2 separate regions of the Homo sapiens genome follow, and region 2 is linked to region 1. A link is an interaction called in ENCODE POLR2A ChIA-PET data of the cell type or tissue named here. Cell type or tissue: Panc1. All regions are shown on one strand. Each heading gives the region's core, and the rest is flanking DNA. Links, peaks and the distances in the headings are about the cores only.

Region 1 (5,375 bases), core at 106-5,105:
AGAGCAGATGTGATATTCCAGCAAGGGTGACCCAGCTCATCTTTCACAGATTCAGAAATGAGACACATAGATGAGTTTACTCTAAACTGCACTTAAACTTTCCTGTAGTCATTGCTTTCTCTCCCTGCCCCTGCCCCTTCTGTGGAAGTTGAAGCAGACTAATTGTATATCATCTTTTGTTGAACAGCGACATCGTGCTTGGAAGCCAGTGGGTCATTTGGGTCTAGTTTTCATTCTTTTCTTTGGATCTGCTTCACAGTTTAAATTAGGCCCAGGACATTGTATATGGTGGTTTAAGAAGGTGACTGTAACAGGCAGATGTTGAAAGATGGAAGCAGTAGGAGGAGGCCAAACTGTGGAGGACAGGGGTAATAACTGGATTGGCAAATGGGGGTTGAGGAGCATGGAAGGCAGCCCAGTCAGAATACCTTGGCAGAGGCTGGAGGGTTGTAGTTGTGTGATTGTGATGAAATATTAGGGGTGATGGCTGGGTTTGGAAGAGTTAAGCCGTTACAAAATTTCTTCAAAGAACATTATCAAACAACACATATGTACTGCTGATTAAGCAATATCATTAATGAGCCTGCTTTATAATTTAAAATGCAAGCAGATTTACTTTCAGTTTCAGTCATGGAACCATTGAGACACTTTGGGGAGGCAAGTGAACCACTGCAGTTCTTTCTATACTGGAAGGAAAAGGAGGAAAGCAAAGTTATTTTGTGGTTTTGGAGTAGTTTAAAAAAAAAAGTTTTGTGTTTTGATAGTGCCTTCCAAAGAGTTCAGCATTATGAATCATTTCTTCTTTGTCAAGGTGAGAGAGGCATTCTGTCTGTGAACTAAATCTCCCAAAGTCTTCAGTGTTTGATGGGCAAAGGAACGAGAGGAAAGAAATAGGAAACTGCCATGCCATCTTTCCCCCATTATCTCCCTTTCATGAAAAATGATCTGTGGCTCGCTGCCAAGACTTTGTTTAAAAAAACTTGGTTGTCTGGTATTTCTCATCTGCATGAAAAATAAAAAGTGTCTCCATTTTTTTTCTGAGATAAATGGTAAAGATAAAGCTTTCTTAATGTTTAAAAATATAGGCTGCATACTCTCCAAGAAAAAAAGCCCTACAAACAATGTCAGCTATTTTTGGAATATTATATAAACAGTTTTAACTGTCATATAGGGACAACGTATTTTTCCTGCACTCCTAACCCTCACAGGAATAAAGGACATTGGCCCTTTCTTCACTGGCTTGGTATAGGCCATTTATTTACTAGCCACCTAAATAAGTGCCTACCAGCTGCTTTTAGGTGAAATCTAGGGACCATCCTAAACATCTTATGTGCTAGGTGTGGGAAGCAGGCCCAGCAGGCTTGGGCTGAATAGAAGTAAGAGTTCCCAGCCTTGTGTTGTTGTTGTCCCAGGAGGCAGATTTTCATCTGTGAAGTCATCTGGGAATCCAGTTGTAAGTTATATCCAGTTGTAAGAACTCAGTAACATCCCTTTGCTCAGTCCAGACCAATAACATTTTAAACAGTTGCTGGACTTTTTAAAATAAAAATTTTGTGTTTCCTGCCATGTAAACAGAGATGTTCCTAAAAGAAAATAAATGAACCATTTGTCAGATAATGCATTTATTCTGGTTACCTTAATCCCTTTGTTAGGTTTTTGTCATGGAGATAGTAGATGACAGCTTTGAAGGGATGTTAAGCAGTGGGGTTATTTTTTTTTTTCCCCAAGGAGACAGTTTTTAGGGCAGACTTTGAGTATTTTTTCTCTTGTTTTTGAGTGTGTAGCTGTATATTAAGATGGGAAAGCTGACTCTGACCCAGGAAAAACAGGACGGTAGGCCAGTCCACCTGCTGGGTCTGTTATTCACATTCTTGTTGGGTGTAACTGCCTTCCATGTGACTCTCGGTACCCCCTTCTCAGCAGCCCTGCTTTATGTCCCTAATGTTCCCCTGTTCATCTCACCTGGACTGCTTCCTGAGGGATTTTCTAGGGGAAGGACTAATCTGAGATGCAAATTAATGCCAAATTGATGATGGAACTCCTGAGTCCTGAAACGCAGTGCCTTGGATGTCATCTGACTTACCCTTTATTTTCTGGATGAGGATATTAAGGATCAAAGATGTAAAGGAGGTTACTTGAAACCACCCAGTGAGGTCACTCTTACCTGTGAACTGACTCCGTGGTCACCACCATTCTTGCTGAGGAAGATCTGCAGCTGTCTCATGAACATATGTAATGTGCCTGGATACAGTCCTCGCTTCAGACTCACTACTTTATTTTCTAGGGAAGAACTAGGCTTTTTATTTCACTGTGGCTGGTGTGGGGGCATTCGGTGAAAAGGTAGCTATGGGAGACAACAGGCAGCCAAAATGCTACCTAATAAACCTTTGAACCTTGAAGAAGGATTGCCCGGTGGTAGCCCTATTATCCAGAGTGATGGGGCCTGAGTTTTCTGAGTGGTTGTAACTTTGATGGTTGTGACTTTGGGAAAGAAGTATATTGCATGTAATGTTTCCAAGAATTAGTTACTGTGTGCCAGAGGAGTGGGCACATAAGCTGGATCAGTGGCTTTAATGGGCAGCAGTTGGCTGCAAGAGAAATTTGCAGTTTCACCAGTCTTAATGCTGGGCAACCCATATATTAAATAATGTTTGGTACACTTGGATATCTTTTATTGGGAATTAAGCCCCCAAAGCAGCTTTCTGTAACTATTAAAGTCTGATAATGCTAAGCTCTTCTTCAGGCACTGGAGAAGTTTGGCAGTCTCTGGAATAAGGAATTTGTTTGGCTTTGGCACTGATAGCCAAAATGCCACTTCTAGTCACTTTAAATGTTACCAAGATTTCAGTCTCATTGCCGATTATTGAAAGGTCTGTGGCAAATAAGATTTCAGTGCTGTGGTGAAGCAATCTGTGTGTGCTTTAAAGGTAAATAAAAATACAGCACATTTTCTGAGTATAATTCTCGTAGACAGAGTTTTGTTGGTCACCCAGATGGTTGGAAGTTCTGGTCCTTCAGCAGTATGGGTTGGTGGCAGTGGTGCTGGCTTCTGCAGCCTGTGCTGGTCCAGGCCTAAACTCAGGGAAAAGTATACATGTCCAGGGCTCATGTGACTTGATCATATGGGGGCGTGCTTCATAGGTCACAGCCATGGTTATTCATCCATTTAGTTTCATTCCGCCGGCACGGTAATGCATGGAATAAAGATGGACATACAAGTGGGCATTGCTTCTGGTGAGTCTGCAGTATAGTGGGTGATAGGGATATGCAAACAGAAAGTTGTTTTTCTTGGGAGATGGCACTAATCCACCTTGCCTAGAAAGAAGGGAAGTCTTGCTGAACTGTGCATCCTGGCATGTATCTCTGCCATCATTCATTATTTTCACCTTTGATAATGAAATTTCTGACAATACAGGGTGTTGTTGGAGTTCATTTTTTTGTTGATAAAAGTATTACTGTAATCAAAGAATTCCTTGCAGAAGTTTTGCAACCCTCAAGGAAAAGTGATAAAAAAACAGACCCTGCATGATGGATTGCAGGTTTCAGGGAGGTGGGAGTTGTCCATCCTTTCGCGTTGGCTTTGCTTTTGTTTGTGTAACCATGAAAGGATACTGAGTCTGCTTTTTGTAAAGGAGATAACTTGGTTCATCCGTAACATGCAGAGTGTTGGGTGAATTAACGAGTGGAAGGCACGTAATGATGTGTGGCACTTATGTAGTATTTTGATGATTTCACCTAGAATCTTGCCATCTGGAAACTTGCATTTACTAGGATGTAGAGCCAATTTTGGTTGATACTGAGTCCAATGTTTATTTAAAATGGTTTAGATTTTCATTTGGCTAAAATCTAGGAGGTTGTAGACTAATAGAATAACAATAATGATAGCCTTTCCTAAGGAGCTCTGAATAGCCTCAGTAGTACTATAGTGAGAGGTAAAAGACAAGAATCTTACCTTATTTCATAGTGATGCAGTTGAAACATGGTAGCCTGCACAGGGTGGTAGAGCTGGCCCGTTTTGAAATGAGAAGTTGAATTCCTGATCTATGGCTTTGGCACTTGCTTTGCCACCAAGAATTGCTATCTCCAAAATCTTTTTTTTTTTTTTTTTTTTTTTTTTTTTTGAGACAGAGTCTCGCTCTGTTGCCCAGGCCGGACTGCGGACTGCAATGGCGCAATCTCGGCTCACTGCAAGCTCCGCTTCCTGGGTTCACGCCATTCTCCTGCCTCAGCCTCCCGAGTAGCTGGGACTACAGGCGCCCGCCACCGCGCCCGGCTAATTTTTTGTATTTTTTTAGTAGAGACGGGGTTTCACCCCGTTAGCCAGGATGGTCTCGATCTCCTGACCTCGTGATCCACCCGCCTCGGCCTCCCAAAGTGCTGGGATTACAGGCGTGAGCCACCGCGCCCGGCCTCTATCTCCAAAATCTTCAAGCCATGAAGAATCTTTGCCATCTTATTTATTTTCCCAGCTCCTGGGGAGCAGAGGTTTCCCACTTGGAGTTTAGATTTTGCTGAAAGCACCAAAATCCAGGCCTGAAAGATCTCAAAGTGGATCAGGGCCTGGGGACCAGCTGTGCATTATTGAGATTGGAGCCCAAGTTGGCAGGGAGGCCATGGCTCCTTAACTATCCAGGAAGGCCCTCTGCCCTCTTACTCAGCGCTTCAGCAGAACAGGGCTGGGCTCTTGATCCTGAGACAGCTGGGAGTCTGCAAGGTGTGCCCCATGCTTTCCTTCAATGTAGAGATGCCTTTTACCTCCCATTAGAGTGCTTCAGAGGCTACTTAGGGTGCCTTAGGAAAAGGTATCGTTATTATTATTCCATTAGTCTGTAACCTTCTAGATTTTAGCTGAATGAAACTCTAAACCACTTAAAACACACTGGGCTCAGTAGCATACAAAATCGCTCTGTGCTTAGAGGCGTCTGCAAAGTGGTGGGCGTGCTGCCCCAGTGGCTGTCACTCTGGCTGCTGCCCTTATGTCTCCTTCAAGGGTACATGGAAGAGAGATGAGGGACACATGCCTAAGGTCGGCTTCTACCACATTCCTATCCCACTTTCTCAGCCGGCTTCCTACTTTTTCACTGCCTCTGAAATAGACACAGACCTGCCAGTCCTGGAAGGCCTCAAGCCTCTGGAAAAGCGAAGATCACTTTTCCCCAAAGATGTTAATTCCAAACTTGTTTATGTTCCTCCTTGGAATGACAGCTTATAAAAATATGTGCAGTATTAAGAGATGAAGCCTGAGGGTGAAGGACAACATAGTACTTGACAGGCACCAGAATTAGGTGACACATTTCACTCTTGAGTTTCATAGCAGCTGGAGCAAAAAGGGACATAAGATTAGCTTCCAAACTTATGTTATGCCTTTAAATGAA
Region 2 (5,375 bases), core at 287-5,286, 130 kb after region 1:
AGCCCATGGTGTATTTAAGCTGACAAGAAACTGCTACTTGGCTAGCCTCCTCAAAGAGGCCAGGAGCAAGACCCAAAGCTCCTTTGATCCTCCTCCAATACAGGAATCCAGCTGATATTAATATTTGGTATTACGATGGTTTCATTTGACATTTTCATGAGGAAATCTTGGCTTTACTTGGTTCCCGGGCTGGCAGGTGGGGCCAGTGCCAGGAAGCACACTGTATACTGTATACTGTATACAGAGTCAACAGCCTCACAGCAGGTTGGTGTTCCAAACCTCCTCCTGAGGCCAGAGCCATCATTAAAACACACCTTCACTTAGAGCTGTTTTTCTCAAATAAGAAGATTACATTTTGGCTCCAAGAAGTTGTTTGTCAGGACTGTCTTCATCATGAGGTGAAGTTGAATTTGGCTTGGTGATTTGTGGGTCTGGGTTGCCCCTTTCCCTGGGCTGCCCTCACAGACAAGACACGTCCCCTCATGGAATTAACGTCCCAGACTGCAAGCTCTGGGCGGGTGAGGACTGTTCTGTTTACTGCTGGCAGTAAGGCCTGTCACGCAGTGGGCTCTCTGTGTATGGTTGTTACCAATTAATAAACAATTTAGTAAATGAGTAAAGATAGTCAGCATCGTTTGCTATTAAGAGCCCAGCCTCTGGAACCAAACACTTGGATTCAAATCCCAGCCAGGCATGTGACCACAGGCAGGCAACTTAACTTCTTAGTAGCTTGGTTTTCCCCTCCGTACAATGGGTGTGACACTACCTCCCTCGAGACTGATGGGAGGATGAACTGAGTTATTATGTACAAAATACTCAGAGCTTGGGCACACAGCACGTGCTGCCTCCCTGAGTCTTTATTGACTGGGACATCAAAGTGTGGCATTGGGCTAACACGCTGTCTCCTCAAAGTTGCTTCCTTCTGCTAATTCCACACTGGAAGAAACGACCTTTGTTGTGTCTGTATTTGTGTGAGATCCCTTCATTCTCATTCCTATCTCGAAGGGCTTTTTACCTGGAGGTGTGGTTTGCAAACTGCTGGATCTCACTGTTTGCACACAAAAAAAGTGCTGATATTCTTAAAAATCTCCCTTGTGAGGAGCGAAAAGAGATAATGCTTTTTTTTTTTTTTTTCTGGAAGCAAGGTCGACAATTTATCACCAGCTGCCAAAACCTTCCTCTAAGGCATCACTTCTCAAACTTTTAAAGCATTCTCCCTGTCAGCCCAGTCAGAATGACAAAATCCAGAGTCATTCTCAAGAGAGAGGGGTGACAGGAATAGAGGGGTGGCTGAGAGCATTAGCAGGGAGGGAGGGGCGGCTGGGGCTCTAGCGGAAAAGCCTGCTCACCACCAAATCTAGGACCCTGAAGTCTGCAAATGGCTATAGTTACAGATCAGTTTACCTGGAGGGGCTGCTTTCCACGGGCTTAGCAAGCTGTTCAATTCTTCATTTGTTGAGGCAACACATTTTTATTGAGCACTTACTGTGTGCCAAGTGTTGGGGAAAAGGTGACCAAGACAAAAGTCTCTGCCCACAGGATGCTTACATTCTGCCATCACTAACGTCTCCACTCACCACCCACTGAAAACACGACTCACGCAGGAAGCGTTTCTCTGAATGAAACCCTTAAACCCAGGTTCAAATCAAATTTAAGACACAGAAAGTAGAATAGTGTTTGCCAAGGGCAGTGGGGAGGGAGAATGCGGAGTTGTTCGGTGGGTGTTGAGTTTCAGTTTTGCAAGATGAGAAAGTTCTAGATATTGGATGCACAATAAACACTATGGAACTGTATACTTTAAAATTGTTAAGATTGTAAATTTTATGCTACTTACATTTTTTACCACAATAAAAAAAAAATGAAAAAAAAAAACATAGTTAAGGATGCAGTGTCCAAAGGCTGTGGCTGCTGCCCAGACCCAAAGGGAGGAATGGGAGGTATGTGTGTCTGGGTGTCTGTGCGTGTGTGGGGCAGGGTGGGGGTGGGGGAAGTTCTGCTCTGCCTCCCCTCCGTTTCAGAGGTCCTAGAAGCCCAGATTAAACAGTCACTAGAGAGTCTGCGGTTATTTTTTCTTGGAGAATAATAGGCCCCGCCACTGGGCCTCCAGAGAAAGTGAATTGAGGCTCAGTGGTTGGCAGTTATCTCCGCCAGGTCTCCAAGTCCCTGACTTTCTATCACAAGAGAGGAACTAGAACATAGTGCAGAGCAAGCTTACAAGAGTTCAAATCCCGTCTGTGCCACTGACTTAGCTATGTGGCCTCAGGTGAAGTACCTGATTTCTCAAGTGCCTCAGCCTCCTCATCTGTAAAATGGGGGAGGGAGGGGTAGTAATAGTACCCACACCATAGGCACAGAGCCATCCTATGAAAGCCCTTGGCATTTTGCCCCATGCTATGTTTGTGTTTAGGGAGTTCAGGGATTCTTGATAGGATTGAAGCATGTATGTGTGGGAGAATTCATGTCACATTTAAGAAATGGGAATCAGGCCGGGCATAGTGGCTCACACCTGTAATCCCAACACTTTGGGAGGCTGAGGCGGGCAGGTCAGGAGTTCAAGACCAGCCTGGCCAATGGTGAAACTCCATCTCTACTAAAAATACAAAAATTAGCTGGGTGTGGTGATGCACATCTGTAGTCCTAGCTACTTGGGAAGCTGAGGCAGGAGGATTGCTTGAGTTCAGGAGATGGGGGCTGCAGTGAGCCATGGTTGTACCACTGCACTCTAGCCTGGACAACAGGGCAAGACCCTGTCCCCCCCCCCCCAAAAAAAACTGGGCATCTGGGTGGCAATGTGTTCAGTGAAAACGTGGCTTCTTCTGGCCAGGAGAAGCTGACAGCCTGAACTGGCCTTTCTCTGGCCAGAGGGCATTTTGCTCAGCCATGGAAGGCTAACCTAAGAGCAGGTGGGATGACAGTAGGATGATGGGATGGCCAGTGCCTCCCTAACCACGCTCCCCTATGCATGCTGCATTTTCCTTCTCTGCACGCCCACAGCTGGATGGGAGGAGGTGCTCAAGTGTGTGGGAGGTGACCAGCCACATCTGCAGGAAGTTACAGGTGCCCTGGGCTGGGGCCCTGGGACACATTCCATTTCTGGGGCTGGTGCCTCCCATCCAGGCTCCAGACCAACTCCTTAGGGTGCATTTTAAAACTGGTTCTTCCAGCTATTAACCCTGCAGTTCCTGAGAGAACACACACCCAGGTGGAGCTAATTAGGGTGGGATGAGAGATTGGGACTCTAGGAATTCAGTGCCAGCCTCCCCTGCAGGTCACTCAGGAGTGGGGCCTTGATGGGCCTGCTGCAGACAGCTGAGAGCCCACATCTGTCTAATCAGGGCCCCACTCTCTTCAGGCTGCTTCAGGAATAAGTCCCCAGTCTAGGGGTGCTGGGGAATCCTGCACCGTGATTGCTGTGTAATCACAACACCTAAAGATGAAGGATTTGGACAAAGGAGCATTTATTGAGCACTTTGTCTGTGGTACTAGGCCCATTACATTCATTGTTTCCAGCCTCACAACCACCCTGTCATACAATTATGATTCCCATTTTTTTCAATGTGGAAACTGAGGCTCAGAGGTGGTAAGGTGCTTGTTTAAGCTCTCCTGCCTTTGAGCAATTGAACTGGTATCTAAAACCAGGTCTCTCAGACTCCAAATCCTACACGTAGCTGCTTCCCCTTTCAGGTTGATAAAATGATCAACCTGAGCTAGTCTATCTTGCACTGCTTCTCCTGCTTAGAGGTAATTGCGAGTGTTAGATGTTGATAAACAGCAATGTAGTAATGATGTGAACCAGTCAAAACCTTAATCCTCTCCACCTAAAATACGATCACATCACTTCCTTTTTCAAAAAAATCTTCATTGACTTCTCTACTCACCAGATCAAGTTCAAACTCTTTAGCGTACAAGACAAAACACTAAAGAGACTATGACCAAATGCCAAACTCATGTTTCCCTTTTCTCTTTCAAGAATGATGTCCAGTCTGGGAAGGGAAAAATAACCCTACTGAGTTGGAATTGGGGTCCAAGATTGGTGAGAAAGCGCCCAACAAACATGACAGAGTTTGAAGGGAGTCCAGGTCTCCTCACCCTGACCAGTGACTGCTCAGCCTCAGCTGCAGCATGTCGAGATTGCTCAACAGCTATTGTTAATCTTTCACAAACCATAACAAATGTGAGACAGTCCCCAAGGATGGAGTGGGCAAAAGTCCCAGTTTTTAAAAGGGAGAACACTTTAGATACTGCAAACTACAAACCAATAAGTGGGAAGGGGAGCCCCAATAAAATTGTAGTGCATGCTGTTAAACGGTTTGTGCCCCTTACAAATAGGAGCACAGATCTTCGAAGAGCTTCATGGGACTGCTGGAAACAAGTCATGTCAGTGTCACCTCATTTCTTCTTCTAATGGTGTGGCAGGGCGGGTAGATCAGGGAGACGTTGAGGATGTGGTACATCTGGATTTCAGCAAGACAGCTGATAAGGTCTCTTGTGACTTCCTTGTAGACAAAATTGGTTAATTGTGAGCTAGAGGTGCTTTTAAGTAGAACTCACAACCCATTGAAAGCATAAACCTGAGACATGCAGATAGAGAGTAACTCGGAGGAAGTCTCTAGTGGTAGGCAACAAGGCTCAGCTCTGAGCCCTGTGTTTTGGACATTTTTAATCAATAACTTAAAGGGCAGATGACACAGCTTGCCGGGGGTGGGGGTGGTGGGGGGGATTATTAACAGCTTGGATGCCAGAAATAGGATCCAGAAATTTAAGTGGAATAAATGGAAAGTTCTGGACTTTGGTTTAACAAACCCGTGACACAGCTGAAAGATTTTAGCTGACTAAATGCTCAATATGAGTTCATAGGAACCAAGCCACGTTAAGCAGCTCATGTTTCCCCTTTGCCTTCAGGATGCCAGATCCCTCCTTAGTGTCCAGCAGGGGGTCCTCCAGATGTGAGCTGGCTACCAATCCTGTGTCAGGCTGCAGACTTGCCATGTCCTTGAACACCTTTGCACCTCTGCACATGGTCTCATCTCTTTCTCCTGTAGCTCGCCAGCTGAGGTCCTATTCACACTTTCTTTCTTTCTGAGTCAGAATCCCTGTCCCCCAGGCTGCAGTGCAATGCCGTGATCATGGTTCACTGTGGCCTCAAACTTCCAGGCTCAAGTGATCCTCCCACCTCAGCCTCCAGAGTAGTCGAAACCAGAGGCTTGTGCGACCACACCCGGCTAATTTTTTTATTTTTTGAAGAGACAGGGTTTTGCCATGTTGCCCAGGCTGGTCTTGAATTCCTGGGCTCAAGCGGTCTGCCTGCCTCAGGATTCCTATTCACTCTTTACAATCCAGCTCTGCTGCACCCCTGAGCTTCTGGAGATGCCACA

What was found. ChIA-PET counts read pairs that join two places held together with the same protein. Peaks named below come from ENCODE experiments on the same cell type or tissue, not always from the same donor. Only the 100,000 strongest peaks of a DNase experiment are listed, where the experiment ranks them.
Region 2: POLR2A ChIA-PET joins it to region 1 with 5 read pairs; 2 of 35 experiments call an interaction of 5 or more read pairs at or near these places.

The regions. Positions count from the first base shown.
Region 1 is chr6:108,580,932-108,586,306 of GRCh38, forward strand. The region is part of intron 1 of FOXO3 (forkhead box O3); the gene reads left to right. Among named protein-coding and RNA genes, the nearest start is that of FOXO3, 23 kb to the left of the region's middle. In Panc1, for the core only: no CTCF peak of the experiment used is centred there; no DNase peak of the experiment used is centred there; H3K27ac peaks cover 800 bases.
Region 2 is chr6:108,710,074-108,715,448 of GRCh38, forward strand. No RefSeq gene overlaps it. Among named protein-coding and RNA genes, the nearest start is that of LINC00222, 39 kb to the right of the region's middle. In Panc1, for the core only: no CTCF peak of the experiment used is centred there; no DNase peak of the experiment used is centred there.